Linked DNA regions of Mus musculus: region 2 is linked to region 1. Evidence: chromatin loops called from intact Hi-C (ENCODE). Cell type or tissue: left cerebral cortex. All regions are shown on one strand.

The links. Hi-C counts contacts between places; a loop is a spot of excess contacts. Peaks named below come from ENCODE experiments on the same cell type or tissue, not always from the same donor. Only the 100,000 strongest peaks of a DNase experiment are listed, where the experiment ranks them.
Region 2: it touches region 1 in a loop (4-fold over the local background); 2 of 42 quality-filtered maps call a loop at or near these places.

Annotation. Positions count from the first base shown.
Region 1 is chr3:33,303,688-33,311,687 of GRCm38, forward strand. No RefSeq gene overlaps it. Among named protein-coding and RNA genes, the nearest start is that of Gm24780, 86 kb to the right of the region's middle. In left cerebral cortex, a CTCF peak has its summit at 4,647 (motif pointing right); DNase peaks (open chromatin) are centred at 2,310, 2,669, 3,266, 4,784 and 1 more place; H3K27ac peaks cover 2,720 bases.
Region 2 is chr3:33,655,597-33,663,596 of GRCm38, forward strand. No RefSeq gene overlaps it. Among named protein-coding and RNA genes, the nearest start is that of Gm42203, 32 kb to the right of the region's middle. In left cerebral cortex, a CTCF peak has its summit at 3,209; DNase peaks (open chromatin) are centred at 2,855 and 3,212; H3K27ac peaks cover 1,324 bases.

The DNA of each region.
Region 1 (8,000 bases):
TTTGCAGTGAAAGGCTGTGATATAAAGATATAAAGTTTGCCCGGGAGGCTGAAGGTAAGCATTGTTTGGTTTAAAGATCAGGTCTTAGTAAGACAGCTTTGCCACCCCTAATAAAGGCAAAGAAACACTGGAGGAGAGAAGGCAGAAAGAACGGAAGAGCAGATAATAGGAAAAGAGGCTTAGCCATCCTTGACTCAATGTGGCACAAGACAGCACATACCAGTGAGACTGCCTACTTATCATTTACATATTATTCACTCAGCCACTAATTAACTTAAAAATGTAAGTTAAGCACTAAGTAAACTCTAGGAATACAAAGATAAATCAAACTCATCCTTTGCCCTCAAAGTGTTATGGACCAGAAATCAGACAGGGAGAAAAGAGAAGATAATGATTCCAATTCTCACTGAGGAGAAAGAGGGGTTACAGAGTAATCATGCTTTTTAAATAAAATACATCTGCTTTTAAAAGTTGCAACATTTTATGGACATCAGCAATCTTTCATGCTAATTATGTTTATATTTTTAAAATTTTTGTTCAGCACCTCCCACACCCACACATTTTTTCCTGCCTATTACATGAACCATAGAGAGGGTTTAAAGATGTCTTGTGTGTTATATTTCATACATAAGTATTTTGATTGATATTTTATTATGAGGCTGATACACCTTCCTAATAAATTGTCTATTGTGAACAATACCTCTCTCTTTTTTCCACACCCCTCTAAGTTGATACCTTATTGGATTAGGAAAGTAGAAAAAGAAGGTAGTTTTCTCCTCAGGATTTGAATAGAAGTCCCAGAGCCAGCTATCTTCAGGGTGACTACACCCCTACACACACTTTGAAGAATTCTTTATTCTGTGGGATCTGGAAACCATGTTGGCTGTGCTGACCTCATTCCTATTCCTGGAGCTACCTTCATGAGAATTGGAACAAACAAACAAACAAACAGACAAACATCCCTAGGGATCAAGGTTGTGATCCTAGAATGGTGGGTGGTGAGTAGAAAAACATAAGATGTCAGAGCTTGAAGGTATGAGGAAAGACAGCATAGAGTCTTCCACAAAGTGCTTAAGATATGGACTCTTATCACTGCTGTAGCAGAGGAGCATGGAGAATCGGCTAGCTACTTACATATGTGGCAAGAAATGGGTGACCATTCCTAGAATGGTAGAAATAGGTCCCACAGAAAAATGTGTTGAATTCCTAAATACTGGTACCTCAAAATATGACCTTATTTGTAAATAACATTTGTAGATATGATCTAGATTTGTAGATATGATAAAGCCATACCAGATAGTGGAGGGTCTCAATATAATGATTGGTGTCATAAAAAAAGGAACATGTGGAACTTGAGACAAGAAGAAGGTTGTGTGAACACAGATACAGAGGTTGGTCAAATGTATAAGGCACTTCATTAGTGAAGCAGGGAGTTGCCAGCAACTGTGGAGAATGAAGAAGTGAAGATGCATGTTCACCTGAGTCTGTGGAATAAGTGGAGCCCGACCAATAACCTGATTTCAGATTTTGAACCTCCTGGACCAGGAAATATATGTTTTTGCTATTGTAAGCAATAGCTTGTGACACGCTGTTATTACAGTGCTAGGAATTTGTAGCAGTTAAGACCCCAAACAGTGATGCATAGTTGACTCATTCTCTGTGTTGGGATTATATATTAGAGGGTATTCTATCTACCTTGATTCAAAATGAATGAATGGAAGAACTCTAATAACAGATGTGCCTTTATTGTCATAAAGGAAAACAATAACACCTACTAATATTATTAGCAGGTGTTCTGTCTGACACAATAGAATTTTAAGTTCATGTAACTATTTATCTTTGTTTTCTGTCAATAACTTTCATCTAAGCTATTTTAAGCATATGCCACTTGAATGAAAATAGACTTTTGACACTGTGTAATCCTCTAAAGACAAATAGTCCAATTACCGACAATGAATACCTTCAAATCTGTTCTTTCTCAGACTAGATTCATTTGTTTCTCACATGAAACTTATATGGCTTCATCCAAAAATACTAGTGAAGACAGAACAGTTTGAACATGGTAGTAACCTGCTGTACACATATTTGAGAAATGAAATGACAGGTGCATTTAAGCTGTTGACATCACTGAATTGTAAGTGGTGGTATTGGGTAAGCCAGCTGTCAGCCCACATGAATAGTTTTAATGGCTTTAATGAGATGCAAACTTTCTGCTTTTTGCTCAGTGATTGAAGACAAAAACAGGATAAGTGGGGAGCTAGAGAGATGACTCACTGGTTAAGGGTACTTGCTGTTCTTCAAGGACTTGGCTTCGATTCCCAGCACCCATATGGCAGTGCACAAGGGTCTATACCTCCAGTTCCAGGTGAACTGATTCCTTCTTCTGGCCTGCTAGTGCATGAGGCGTGCAGACAGGAAAAACATTCATATACACATTAAAACAAAAGAAATCAAACAAACAAAACCCACACATGAGATTCACAAGCCTTGCTGGTCAGGAACTACTGATTTCCCACTTCTCTAACAAACAGAAGCACACATTTTTCATTAAGAAATGCTCAATTCACATTTTTTCTTTTGCAGAGGTGAACTAAATTATTATACAAGTATAAAAATTCTCTATGGCTCCATCATAGAGCAGAATTTATAGAAGCTCCTATCTGGGCATCCAATTAAAATTCAAGGACATTTTAACTATGCCAAGCTTTGTCATGAATTATGCATTGTTTTAGATTTCTGTGATCTCCTAACTTTCTTTGAAATATGGGCTCTAAATCTTGCCTTGATTCTTCTGGGTTTTGATAGGACAGTTTTATTTGAATAATTTTTCTATTCTATTTTTTCCAGAGAGTAAAGAAGATATGATGATTTGCCAAAATTAGAATGAAGTTTTTCAAAAAATCTCACACCGCCTTAAGTCATGAGAAGTTGTTTTTCTTTATGCATGTAGCTTCCGGTGTTACACAGCTACATTTTGAGCATTTGTTTTTGTGTTTGTACAGTGTTGTCAAGGGCCACTCAAATATACCTAACTTCATTTTGTAAGACTATTTTGTTAAGAAAAATGAACAATATATCCAACAGTGATAATCAGGTGGAACCAAGTAATCCCAGACATGAAAAAATTATACCACATTACTGTTTTTTAGTTCCCCTCCCCAACATCAAATAGTGGTAAGTGTTTGAAAACTCTGAAAATAAAGCTTTGAATTTTCTTTTCATGCTGATTTGGAATCCTCTGTTTCTGGATCCTGGAACCCAGAGCGTGATGGGTTTGTGAGACAAAGTCACATCCTATAGCGTAATGTGTGAAGTGGAAATTTTTGGTTTCTTTGGAGACTCAGTTGTGCCACGTGATATTTTATGAGAGGATGTTTTGCTAAAGAGACACATTGGAGGATGGTTGCTGAGAACAGACATGTTTTTCTGGATGCTGCTTGGAAAAAGGACATGTGACATTTTGCTAGAGTGGGCACATGATGTTTGGTAATAACCCAACATGCTGTGGGCGTTACCTTGTCACTCTTTTTCTGGTCTTTTCAGGCTTTGCTGCTGGTGGTCTTGGCTGATGACACTGTGGCATTGGTTCACCTTGCCTTCTTCTTTGTTGATCATTGTTTGTACTGACTTCATAGAGAGAAACTCACCAAAGAACTTCTCATCACGTTCTGGCAGCTTCTTGCCACTTCCATGGACTTGGGTTGATTGGTAGAGCCTCACAGTTTCTTCTGAATCGAACTCCCATTACTGGTTCATGAGTGGTGTTTGTGAGTGGATCTAGCTACTGTTGCTGATTCATGTGAGCTGAGCTGTTGATATCCTGACAATGAAGATTGGAATCTTTCCCCAAAACCATTTCTAAACAAGTCCACATCCCACTTTGCCCTATAATCCTTTCCTTTCCACTACTTCTGGCGCGTGGTGGGCTAAAAGGGAAGTTAAAGCATTTAAGAACCCTTATTAAAGTAGGTTTTAAAAAGTATAAGTCTACAAATGTATGAGTGCCATTGTCTCATTGCTATACAACGCTGCCTGCAGAATGCTTTCTGCAATGCCATCATCTAAAGAAACACTGGTAATGCCCACTTTTGGATAAAGGAGTCACTCAAGGAAACCTGTCTGTCTAGAAACCTGCTCAAACAACCTCCCTAATATAATAAGTTTTACATTTTTGTTCTATCCAATCAATATTAAAATAGATGAATTCCTCATTCCTTCCTTCACTTTTGAAATTATATCAATAAATCAAAGAAATCAGGAACATTTTGATTAAACCATTATTCTGCCTCAAAAAGATAATATTCTCTATTAATTTTTAAAAAGTCATTAGCATATAGAAAGCTTGAATTTCAAAACTTATGGACTTATAATAGAAGAAAACATCAATTCATTTGACACCAGAGTCACTGTCAGAGATGTTACATATGTTTTTGTAAGTTTGTTTTTTTCATAAGAACTTTTTCATTAGCTTGTGTGTTTGTTTGTTCATGGCTGTGCTTGTCCTGTAGTGTACCACTAGTCCCCTAGATGTTAGTAATGTAAAGGCAAAAAGATGATAAAAACAAAATTCAAAAGAAAAAGCAAATCATCTTTTCTGAATGTCAATCAACTCTTGCAAGTACACACTTCTGCCAGCAGGTGGCATACTCTCTATCCTGTCACCCCTTTATTCTGGCTGACCCCATTCAACACCCACTTCCCCTTCCTACGCCTAGTTGGCCTTGGCATTTCTTTGGTGCCACTCTGAGAAACTGTAACCTAATCTCTTTCTATATAGCTGAATACTTCCAGGCTTAGAGCCGGTTATGCAACTTACCAAAGTCACAAGACCACTAAGTGGTGACATCATTCTGTTGGAGGCTCAAATGCTTCCTCTTCCTACCATTTCAAAAACTGCTGAAGAGTGATTGCATGCACATCTGCATGCTGCATTCTAAACACGAGTGTGTTAAAAACACTTGTTTCGAGACTTTGACACCCACAAGTGATGAGCAATTTGGCCCAGGAGGTCTGGGGTGGGTCCTGATATGCCACATTCTAATGTGTATCTAGAAATGCTGCCATCAACAGAATCTAGGTGTTGGTAAGTCTGGTTCTAATGCCATCTACGTCTAGCCTGTGAGCGTGCAGTAATTAGTGTATTACTTTTTCTGAAACATTTTAAATTATAATCATGACAAATATAACATTTTTGATTCGTTGTTATGGTGAAATAAAAATCAGACTTCAGTACGATTAGCTTATCTGTCTGTCAGCCCTTTACAACAAGACTTCTGGAGTAGTGCTTAGGAAAATAAATGTGTAGAATATTGTCTCCAAAACATTTTACCAAAGTGGGCAGTAGGAGCTAGGTGGGAAACTTTATTCTTAAACTTACTGTTTGAGAATTTCGCATATGAATTTGGTGCATTTTGTGGAAATCTTTCCCACTCCCCCCCCCCCCCCCCCACACACACACACCATCTCTCCCAACCCCGTGTGCTCTGCTTTAAACCCTCGGAGTCCACTTCATGCAGATGCAGACAACTTTGAATAAATGCTGTCTCTGGCCCCCTTTAGTGTTTATAACCAGGAAGACACAGGTTTGGGCAACGTGCTTGACTTTGAAGGCAATGAAGCTATCACAGGGAAACTGGGGACCAGGTGTGGAAGCAGAGAAAAGACCATGTTCCCAAGGAAGCTTAAAGAAGGAAGGGGCAGACAGGGTAGGACAGGAAGGAGTTTCAAGAACAAGATGGACCCACTTTGCAATCTGAAGAGAAAGCTTTGTTTCCTGCTGGGCAAATGCCTGCCTTGTTAGCAGACTCATCGCTGTGAGTGGTGAGAACAGGGAGTGGAGAGGCCCTAACATGGATCAGAACTGCAATACACCTGCCCTTTTGCTGAGTCAGCCTGAGGATGGGATTTAGAACATTGACTCCAGTCTTAGAGAAGGCTTGGCTGGAATCTGGGTCACCTAACATCTCATGGCATCTTCACATACATTAGGATTCTGGCATCATAAATATTCTACCAATCAGCACGGTTGGACGCAGGCCCACCCCTATAGTCATTAAGTCAAAGCTGGCTGATCGGGAGATGTCACTTAGCACAGTTCTGCGAAATACATTTTACATGTGTTTATAATGGAAGGAGTACTGCATTATAATGCAACTTTAAATGTCGATAGTTGAGATTCTGAAATTAATGAATTCTACCATTATTAAAGTAAATTCTTTGACGAGTTTTTGTTGGCATTTGATATTTGGGTCTGTATAGCACAATAGTATTAGCAGGGACCCTCAGGAACAAACTCCTTTTGCTCAAGTCAGAGATAAAACAGAAGTCCTTCTTCCTCCCTCCCTCTTCTCCTCCCTCCTCTCCTCCCTCCCTCCTCTCCTCCCTTCTTCTCTTCTCTCTCCCTCCCTCCCTCCCTCCCTCCTTCCCTCCCTCCAACTCTATTACCTGGCTCAGGTGCCACTGTTTGTGCCCCAGTGTTTTCCTTGTGCATTAACACTCCAATCATGCCTCCAACAGAAACCCACCTGGAATGAACTCCTCCCATCTTCGCTAGTTAGTAAAGTTGAAAACCTAAACCTGCAGGTGTCAGTCAGCAGAGCCTTGGGTGTTTCTCAACAATCCAGCTTTCTCCTCACTGTAACTTCTAGGGCACATACATCTTCTCTGCACTCGACCTTGTAGTCCTTCCCTCTCGTCAGCATTTTCTCCTAGTGACAGTCCCTAGTACATCCCAGAATAAGCAGACTTTATCAGAAAGGGGTGTTTTTAATGGTCTGTCACCAAATTTATATTGTACCTTTCAATCCCGATTCCAACCTCTTCTTCCTATATTGTTCTTGCTATGGGTGAAATTTAGTCTACCTAAAACTCGTATATTGATGAGTGCAATCTGCCTCTCTATGTTTCCAACTATGACTGACAATATTTGAAAGGGTGACTAAGATAAAATGAGGTCACATGGATAGGCCTTAACTTAGTATGACTTTATCTTCTTTCTAAAGGAGACTGAGACAAAGACACGGTCTAGGGGATAAAGTAAGGAGGTGAGCTCTGGCTTCTGAAGCTGAGAAAGGATACATTTCTATTGCTGAAGCCATCAGCCTGTGACACTTTGTTAGGGAAGTCACTATTTCAGACCCATGTGCCATAGTTCTCAAAGAGAAAGGCACCTTACCCTAAATCAGGCTTCACTTCTACACTGGACTGTCCCATACTTTTCTTCATAGTATTTATCACAATTGGCCTTGATAAATTTTTATGGAATTGCCCCCTATTTTCTCATTATGTTATAAGGTATGTGGATGGATTAGGACCAGCAGAACATTTGGGGGTTCAGAAATAGTGTCCTTCAGAAATGTGTCCTTCTGGGATCCCTCATATTAACTGGGTGTGGAAATTTTGTATTTTGCCAGTGTTCTGCCAGATGCTATGTGAACGTTTTTTAAACCCTGGTGTCTCCATGAGTCTATGGCATTTACATAATTCTCTCTGTATATTAATGTAATGATAGAGAAGTTTATTAGATAATTTATTCCCTTGTTTCCTCTGTTGTTTTATGTTTAAACATGTTATTCATTAGATACCACGATGGTCATGGTTATGTCAACTTGGTTGGGTGTGATTGTGGGGGTGTTTCTAATTAAGATTGGAGTTGGTAGACTAGAAGAGTACTTGCCACATAGCAGTCAGTCCCCAAGTAATCCACAGAAGGTCTTGGGATTTGCTGTTCTGACTTCAGTTTGGAATTGGGCTATAGTGTAAAGAATTGGCAATACTGGTTTTAGACTGTCCCCCACCAATGCCCACTGAACCATGTAATCTGTGCTCCTGGGTCTCAAGATATCCTTGCTGCTTATTACTGGATTGCTAATTTCCCAGTAACTAAATGGCCTAATTCTTTATAATAAATCTCTCTGTATACATATACACATGCACATACATGCACACTACTCATACAAATATACACACATATACAAACATATATACACAAGCACACACAC
Region 2 (8,000 bases), 350 kb after region 1:
TCTCTGAGTACAGACATAAGGCTCAGGTCATGTGGGTGAGAATAAAACAGAAATTCTAAACAAGCCTGGGGAATCACAAAGCAAAAGATCTCTGATTTACCAGGGAAGAATACAAGAAAGAGAGAGAGAGCCACCAAAGTCAAGGTAGACATCATAAAAACTCTGAAGACATCCCACAGATAAGGTCTGCCACAAAGAGCACTCCACCCCCTGGCATGACTAATGCCAGAAGTCTGGGGAGAGCCAGTCAACTGGACTGAACTGTGTGGCTTTGCTGAGATGTCACTGTCAATTAACATGGTGGCTGCTGTAGAATAATTATAATCCAGCAACATGGCAGCCCTGGAAAGGTATCACATCCAGAGACCTTCTAGGTCTTTATGATCTGGCTAGAATGCTGAAGTGCCACATACCTTTAATCACTCTAGCTGGAGTAATTCCTCTGGCTGGTATACAGACACTCGCCTTGGATCCTAAACAATGGAAAGAAGTTTATAGAAGGAAGCAGCTGTGTGTGAAATGACATCTAATTGAAAGGTAGACAAAGTGACAAACCAGAGAAAGATTTGATGGAATGAACAAATCTCTCATGAGAACAGATAGGAAAGAGAGACAACATAAGAAATGGTGTAGGGAGAGGGGGGCTGGAGAGAGGGGAAGAGGAGGAGAAAGAGAAATGGGAGGAGGAGGAAGAGGAAGAAGAGGAGGCAGTTTTACCAGGAGAGTATTAGACACAGGTTGCGGTAAAAACAAGTTGGACACAGGTGAAGACAGAACAGCCAGAGAATTAAAGCCAGAAGATAAGAACAGATTCCCAAAGTTAGTTTGAGGTCAAGCCGAAGCTGTGAGAAGCCAGTTTAAATCAGTCATTTTGGAGGATCAGACTGGATGGAGACTAGAAGCTTTCAGGCCTAGGCCTAGAGATAGTTAGAACAGAGGAATAAATGTTCTGGGCTCAGCCTAAGCTGTATATTTGGACAGCTTGGGCAGCTCTCATCTCATCACTTCATCTGAAGAAATAAGTTACTTTTACAGGCAGCTGCACACATCAGGGTCTGGTATACTCCTAGACAGCAGATAGAGGAGAACGGAGCGAGCTGGGAAGGCAGAAAGGATAAAAGCTGCCTGCGAAGAATTTCGAAGGCAGTGCAAGCTTGAGCCAGGAAAGTAGCACCCACCCCACCGTCATCCATCCTGCCTTGATCTAAACATAAATTCCATTAAGAGAGAAAGATAGAAGGAGAAAGGACAAGACACATTTCACCAGGATCTATGCTGACTTCTTAGTGATGTGATTGCATTCTCCAACAGTAACTGGAATGGAGGTTCAGGGGCTAAGCAGTATTACTTAAAAATGCATGTCTATTATTGCAATCCAAGTTCAAGGTATGGAGTGTATATCCCCCACAACAGCACTGTGAACTGCTTCCACCTTCACTGTGTTCCCTATGATAACATGAAATCTTTCTCTCCATCTCCCCTGAGACAAGAAGAAGAAAATGCAAGTTGGTTTCCTGATTCTTCGATAATCTACATTATCTAGATTCTTCTGTACAAAAGCTTGTGAATTGACTACTGGAAACATCTTCACTTCTTTGTTTCACAAAGAATGACCATACAGTGACAATTCTACACAGAAGTTTCCAGGCCCCATTTCTCCAGGGAAATGAGACAGACAAAAATATGGCCATGCATTAGGATGGAACTGTCTCACAGTCTAAGACACGGGAACTTTTGCTGGATCTCACAGCCAGAGTCGATAATATCCCTTGAGGTTACATAAGACATAACACTGCTATTCTGCTGTGTACTTGGACTGTTTAACTTACCTTTGTGACAATAATATAATAACCAACCTTACATGTGTTAAATTTCCCATGTATCAACTCTTATAACTTAAGCAAATGCAAAGCTGTAAACGTATGTATCCTTTCATGCCTCTGACCCAAGAGTAATGCATGTGTGTTACGATAATCATTTGCTGAAAACAGGCTAAAAGCAATTATAAAATGAGTATCTACTCTGAATGTTGACTGTAACATGAAGATATTGTTTATAATATTGTTTTTTATCTGATTCATTTGGGTTTGGTTGAAGTCAGTGATTTAATCACTTGTAAAACTGTCACATATTTCTGTAAAGCATCTCTCATTCCCTTCTATGTGATACTTTTTGTGTTGCTCAACACAAGAGAGAACAAAGCCCTTTGTTGGACACACACACACAAATGTGACATGCACAGAAGCAGGAACAGATTCAGGCAGGCACAGATTCAGACTCATTCAAGACAGAGAGAAGGATGGAAGACACAGGGAAGTGGAGTAGAGAATTCAAAAATGGCCTCACTCTTGGTCAAATGACACCAAAGTTGCTTTGTTAATTTAATATCCTCAATGGGACACTAGGATAGCATTGCCACTTAATTTACTATTAATTAGTATGCTCAAACTGGACATACAAATATTTTAGATCACAGCTAAATGTACAATTTTTTTAACATGTGTTAAAATATATTGCTTGAATAAGGGTACTTCAAAAGTCTTATTGCTTAAGACAAAACTAAAATTATTTAAATTTAATGATTTAATTCTACCTAATGTACAAGAACACAATAGATAACACAGAAACTACTTAAAGCTATAGATAGATAGATAGATAGATAGATAGATAGATAGATAGATAGATATTCCTCCTCTTTTCAACACTGCTTTGATCAGTGTTTTGTCACATTTTCCCCATGCCATGCCATACCCTGATTATACTCTTAAATTGCAGCATTGAACAGAAAGAAATGGAGGATCCTGCCTACACAGAGCTTACACTTTGGTTCACATTCCAGGAAGCAAATATATTCCTATTTTACATAGGATGCATTTTAAGGTGGGAGATAGAAGCAAATGCCCACATAAATTAAAAGTAGAGTTCAGGCTGAAAGCTACTGGCTCACAGACGATGTCCTTTTCCCTACATTGCACATATCTTGAAGAATGTAATTCAATGGGAAAATATCTTAGTAAAACCCAGTAGCTACCACAATCTGAGACATCTATGAGACGATGTTATCATATGTTTTTATTTGGGGTCCTTGATGATGATGATCATTTTTTTAAAGCAACAGAAACCCCAGTGGCACTGACTGAGGAGTAGGTCTTCTGAAGCAGATGGTGGCGAGCAGATGGCAGGCTGCTCCTTTCCTTTCAGCACCTCCTGTTGGAAGAGTGTGATCTGCAGGATTAGGTATATTTGACTTCTTGGGTCTCAACTGGTAGATATTTCTGGAGCAGATACTTCCTTCTCCTGAACGCGACATATTCACAAGCACAGTTTGTACATTTCCTTTTCTGTCACTGTTCCCATTCACTGTCCAGTTTTATCAACTCGAGGTAAAAGATTTACACTAAAATATGACCTTAAAAAATACAAATGCTTAGGTGTAAGGAACTCAAAGAAAGTATTCAAATCCTTCAACTTTTTCCAATAAGATGTGTGGCAATCACAATTCTTTGGACAAGTCAGAGTTGAATTAAATACACCTTCCAAGCAGCAGAGTTTAATGTGGCAACCATTAGCAAGGTGCTAGGAAGGTAGAAAGATGGCATGGTATGGTCTTTCTCAGTAGAGACTTTAAGATGTATAAGTGGTTTAAACAAGTGTACAATATTTGTTGTGTAAGACAGAAGATAGAGCTGCCACAGAGGTTTAGAGAGGAAGTTTAGACATTCACAATAAGAATGACACTTCTTAGCTAGATTGGGAAAGAGCTAGAGCACAGGAGAGTTGAGGTGAAAGCCCATTTCAAAATCAGACTTTGCAGAATGATGAGGCTTGTATAGCTAAAAATAATGGAAGGGTGCCATGGAGATGGAGAGTGTACCCAAGGAAGATGTGCACTGAGACTCAACAGTTAAGCCATAGGAAAAAAATGGATTCTGAAGTTTTGAAGACCAAGGCAAACTGTCTAAGCTTAGATCAAATTGTGACTGAGAACTATGAACAAATTCATTTCTGATGATGACACAGCCCATGTTTTGTTTTAACAATATTAGTTTCTTGGGAGAAGTGGAGAAGTTAATCATTACAGAGCCAAAGCACAGAAGGTAGTGATAGTAATTAGAGGTTATTTCCAGAGTTCAGAGAAAAGATAGCAAGAGTCTGAAATAGAGCTGGATCTTATTAAGTAAAAAGGAATAAATACAGATGGTCACAGTTTCTGCATTAAAAGCAGAGATATATATGCATCCTCTACAGAACATGAAAACTAAGACCTTATTAAAGTTGCTAGAGATAGTAACTTAACAAATAACAGAATTCCCAGGAACCCCAGACTCAACTCATTATTTTTCCTTCCTTAATGAATTTCTAGAACTTTAAAATACATTACTTGCATTTTCTATTAAACATGTACAGAGATAGTTTATACAGACTTTCTCTGGTGCTTTTATGCACTTTATGCATAAACAATCCTTGATTTGTGATGGGTCAATATGGTTTATCTCTTTTGCAGTTGTATTAGTCAGGGCGTTCTAGAGTAGCAGCACTTATAGAATGAATCTCTCTGTATATATGTAGGAGAAGGATTTATTAGAATGACTTACAAGTTGTAGTCCAATTAATCCAACAATGTCTGGTGTCTTAGTCAGGGTTTCTATTCCTGCACAAACATCATGACTAAGAAGCAAGTTGGGGAGGAAAGGGTTTATTCGGCTTACACTTTCATACTGCTGTTCATCACCAAGGAAGTCAGGACTGGAACTCAAGCAGGATAGGAAGCAGGAGCTGATGCAGAGGCCATGGAGGGATGTTCTTTACTGGCATGCTTTGCTAGCTTGCTCAGCTTGCTCTCTTATAGAACCAAGACAACCAGTCCAGAGATGGTCCTACCCACAAGGGGCCTTTCCCTCTTGATCACTAATTAAGAAAATGCCTTAAAGCTGGATCTCATGGAGGCATTTCCTCAAGTGAAGCTCCTTTCTCTGTGATAACTCCAGCTGTGTCAATTTGACACATAAAACCAGTCAGTACATCTGGCTATGAACAGAAAGTTCAAGAAGTTGCTCAGGCATGCGGCTGGTAGTTTCAGCTGGTCTTCAGTAGACACTGGAATCCCAAAGAAGTCGTCTCTAATGCCAGTGAATAGATGGCCTTGCTCCTGAGTCAGGAAAGGGCAGGCAGACAGGAAAAGCATCATTCTTCCATAGGCTTCTAGCAGAGGCGTGGCCCAGATTAAAGGTGCATCTTCCCACCTCAAGATCTGGATTAAAGATCAACTCTGAGGCTTTGGAGATCTTTTAACCTACATCACCGCCTCCATGTAAACTACGTATCTGACCATACATTTTTTATCTTTTAATACAATAGAAGAGTTCTTCTCTCTAAAAAGCTGTTAAGCCTTCTGTAGGGCAAACCCAATGTCTTGCTTTTACAACTTTATAAAGCTCTTTACAGAGACCTCTCAGGGAGGGCCTGGTAATTTACTATATTCCAGTGAACGTCCACACACCCAAGACTATTTGGAGTAGCAAAAATTGGTCTTGAAGGACTTTTTTTAATGATATGAAGTTAGATGAATATGGGAAAAATTAGGGGGTGAATATGGTAAAAAAAAATATTGTAAGAAACATGAAACTGTCAAATAACTAAATAAATTCAAAATAAATAAAAGCACTGGTCCATCTCCCTAGCCCCAAATCACTGTTTTTTATGTCTCATTTTCTATGTTCATTCTTTTCTTTCTGCTCTAAATCAACAAAATAGTATGCTCTTCCTCATTTCCATTATTAATATTTCTTAAAATCCCCCTTAAGGTTCATAGTTTTGGGCCATACACTAACCTCAGTAAGCCATGTCCCCTCTGGGGGCTTACAGAAACACAAACAATTCCAGCTGAGATATCAGTAGGCATAGTATTAAGTATTTGGCTGTTGTTATGTCAAATTTTATTACTCCCTCCTGAGTCTGCAAGCCTCCTGTCATACTGGTTTGGGAACCTCTCTATCTCACTCAAATAAAATAACTTTTCAGCCCTCCTCCAATTGCTTACCCGAACCTTGTCTCATTATTTGGAATACTTTCTCTCAAGCATCCTCCTACGATAAAGTATTTTATCAGGTTGGGTTTCTAAGCAAGATAATTCTTTTTACAAGAGTAATCCTGGTGTCAGCTAATGAAATATTTCCCTGTATGTGATTTGTGTGATTTATTTTCTAGCACAAAACTACATATTTAATCTAGTTCACAAATATTTACTCAGTTGTAAATAAGGTTTTCAGAGCATTCATGTGACTCAACCATTAATAGGGCCATAATAAAACTCGGATATTTTAGCTAGGGACAAGACAAGGTCAAAGGAGACAACAGATACAGAATTCAAGATTAAGTGCTCTAAGAGTTCAGTTTCATATGGGCTTTATTTTTAAAATATCTAAGACAATGGTTAGCACTTTTCCAGTTCACCATTCAGTTTAGAACTAGCTGGTCTTAAGTCAATGAAACCAAATAGGCTATTTACAAGGAGGAACACTAAATGTTGTCTCTCCCAGAGACTTGACACTTTGTTATTCTGTGTGCTTTGCACTCAGAGTAAGAGCTGGTGACTTATGAAACTATATTTTTACCATACGTAAACTCCATGTAATTTCTAGGCCTCTAAAAATATAAATAAGACAAATAATAATGATGATTGCTTAGGCAAAATATGCATAGTTTTTCAAATTGTAATGGGGAAAAGAGAGACACTTTCATTGATGATGCAGGGATGGGAATTGCCAATGCTCTTGTAAATAATACCTTGTCTGTGTTTCTGTAAGTGGCACTAATTAAAATCATAGGGTCGTGAAAGAGGAGACATGAAAGAAGGAAGAAAGAGATGAGGAGGAGGAGGGCAGCAAGGGAGAGTAAATGTGATCCAAATGCATTATGTCTTCTGTGAAAAGTCACAATGAAACCCATTATGTGGATAATTAGTATACACTAATAAAACACTTCAAAAGATAAATATGTCTTCAAGGAAGTTGTTAACATAGAATAATAAAATCTGTTAAACAGACAAATATATGTTTGTTTTATATTTGATGGCATAATCCAATGTTTTATTAGTCTGGCAGGATGACCAACATGAAATGAGTATTACATTGAGAGGATGCCAGGAGGGAAAAAAAAGAACTCTGTATTCAGCTCTAAGTGGCAGAGATATGTGAGTATGTGGAAAAAAGAGAGCATGCGAAGGACAGGAGGAGCAAAACAAGTCTTCTCTTGTCTTCCCTCTGAAACAGGCAGATTTCCTTGATAAGAATGGCACTTAGTGCACAGTTCTATCAGACCTTCAAAGAAGATCTAATTCCAGTTCTGCACAAACTATTTCACAAAATAGAAGTAGAAGGTACTCTACCCAACTCATTTTATGAAGCCACTATTACTCTGATACCTAAACCACAGAAAGATCCAACAAAGATAGAGAACTTCAGACCAATTTCTCTTATGAATATCGATGCAAAAATCCTCAATAAAATTCTCGCTAACCGAATCCAAAAACACATTAAAGCAATCATCCATCCTGATCAAGTAGGTTTTATTCCAGGGATGCAGGGATGGTTTAATATACGAAAATCCATCAATGTAATCCATTATATAAACAAACTCAAAGACAAAAACCACATGATCATCTCGTTAGATGCAGAAAAAGCATTTGACATCATCCAACACCCACTCATGATAAAAGTGTTGGAAAGATCAGGAATTCAAGGCCCATACCTAAACATGATAAAAGCAATCTACAGCAAACCAGTAGCCAACATCAAAGTAAATGGAGAGAAGCTGGAAGCAATCCCACTAAAATCAGGGACTAGACAAGGCTGCCCACTTTCTCCCTACCTTTTCAACATAGTACTTGAAGTATTAGCCAGAGCAATTCGACAACAAAAGGAGATCAAGGGGATACAAATTGGAAAAGAGGAAGTAAAAATATCACTTTTTGCAGATGATATGATAGTATATATAAGTGA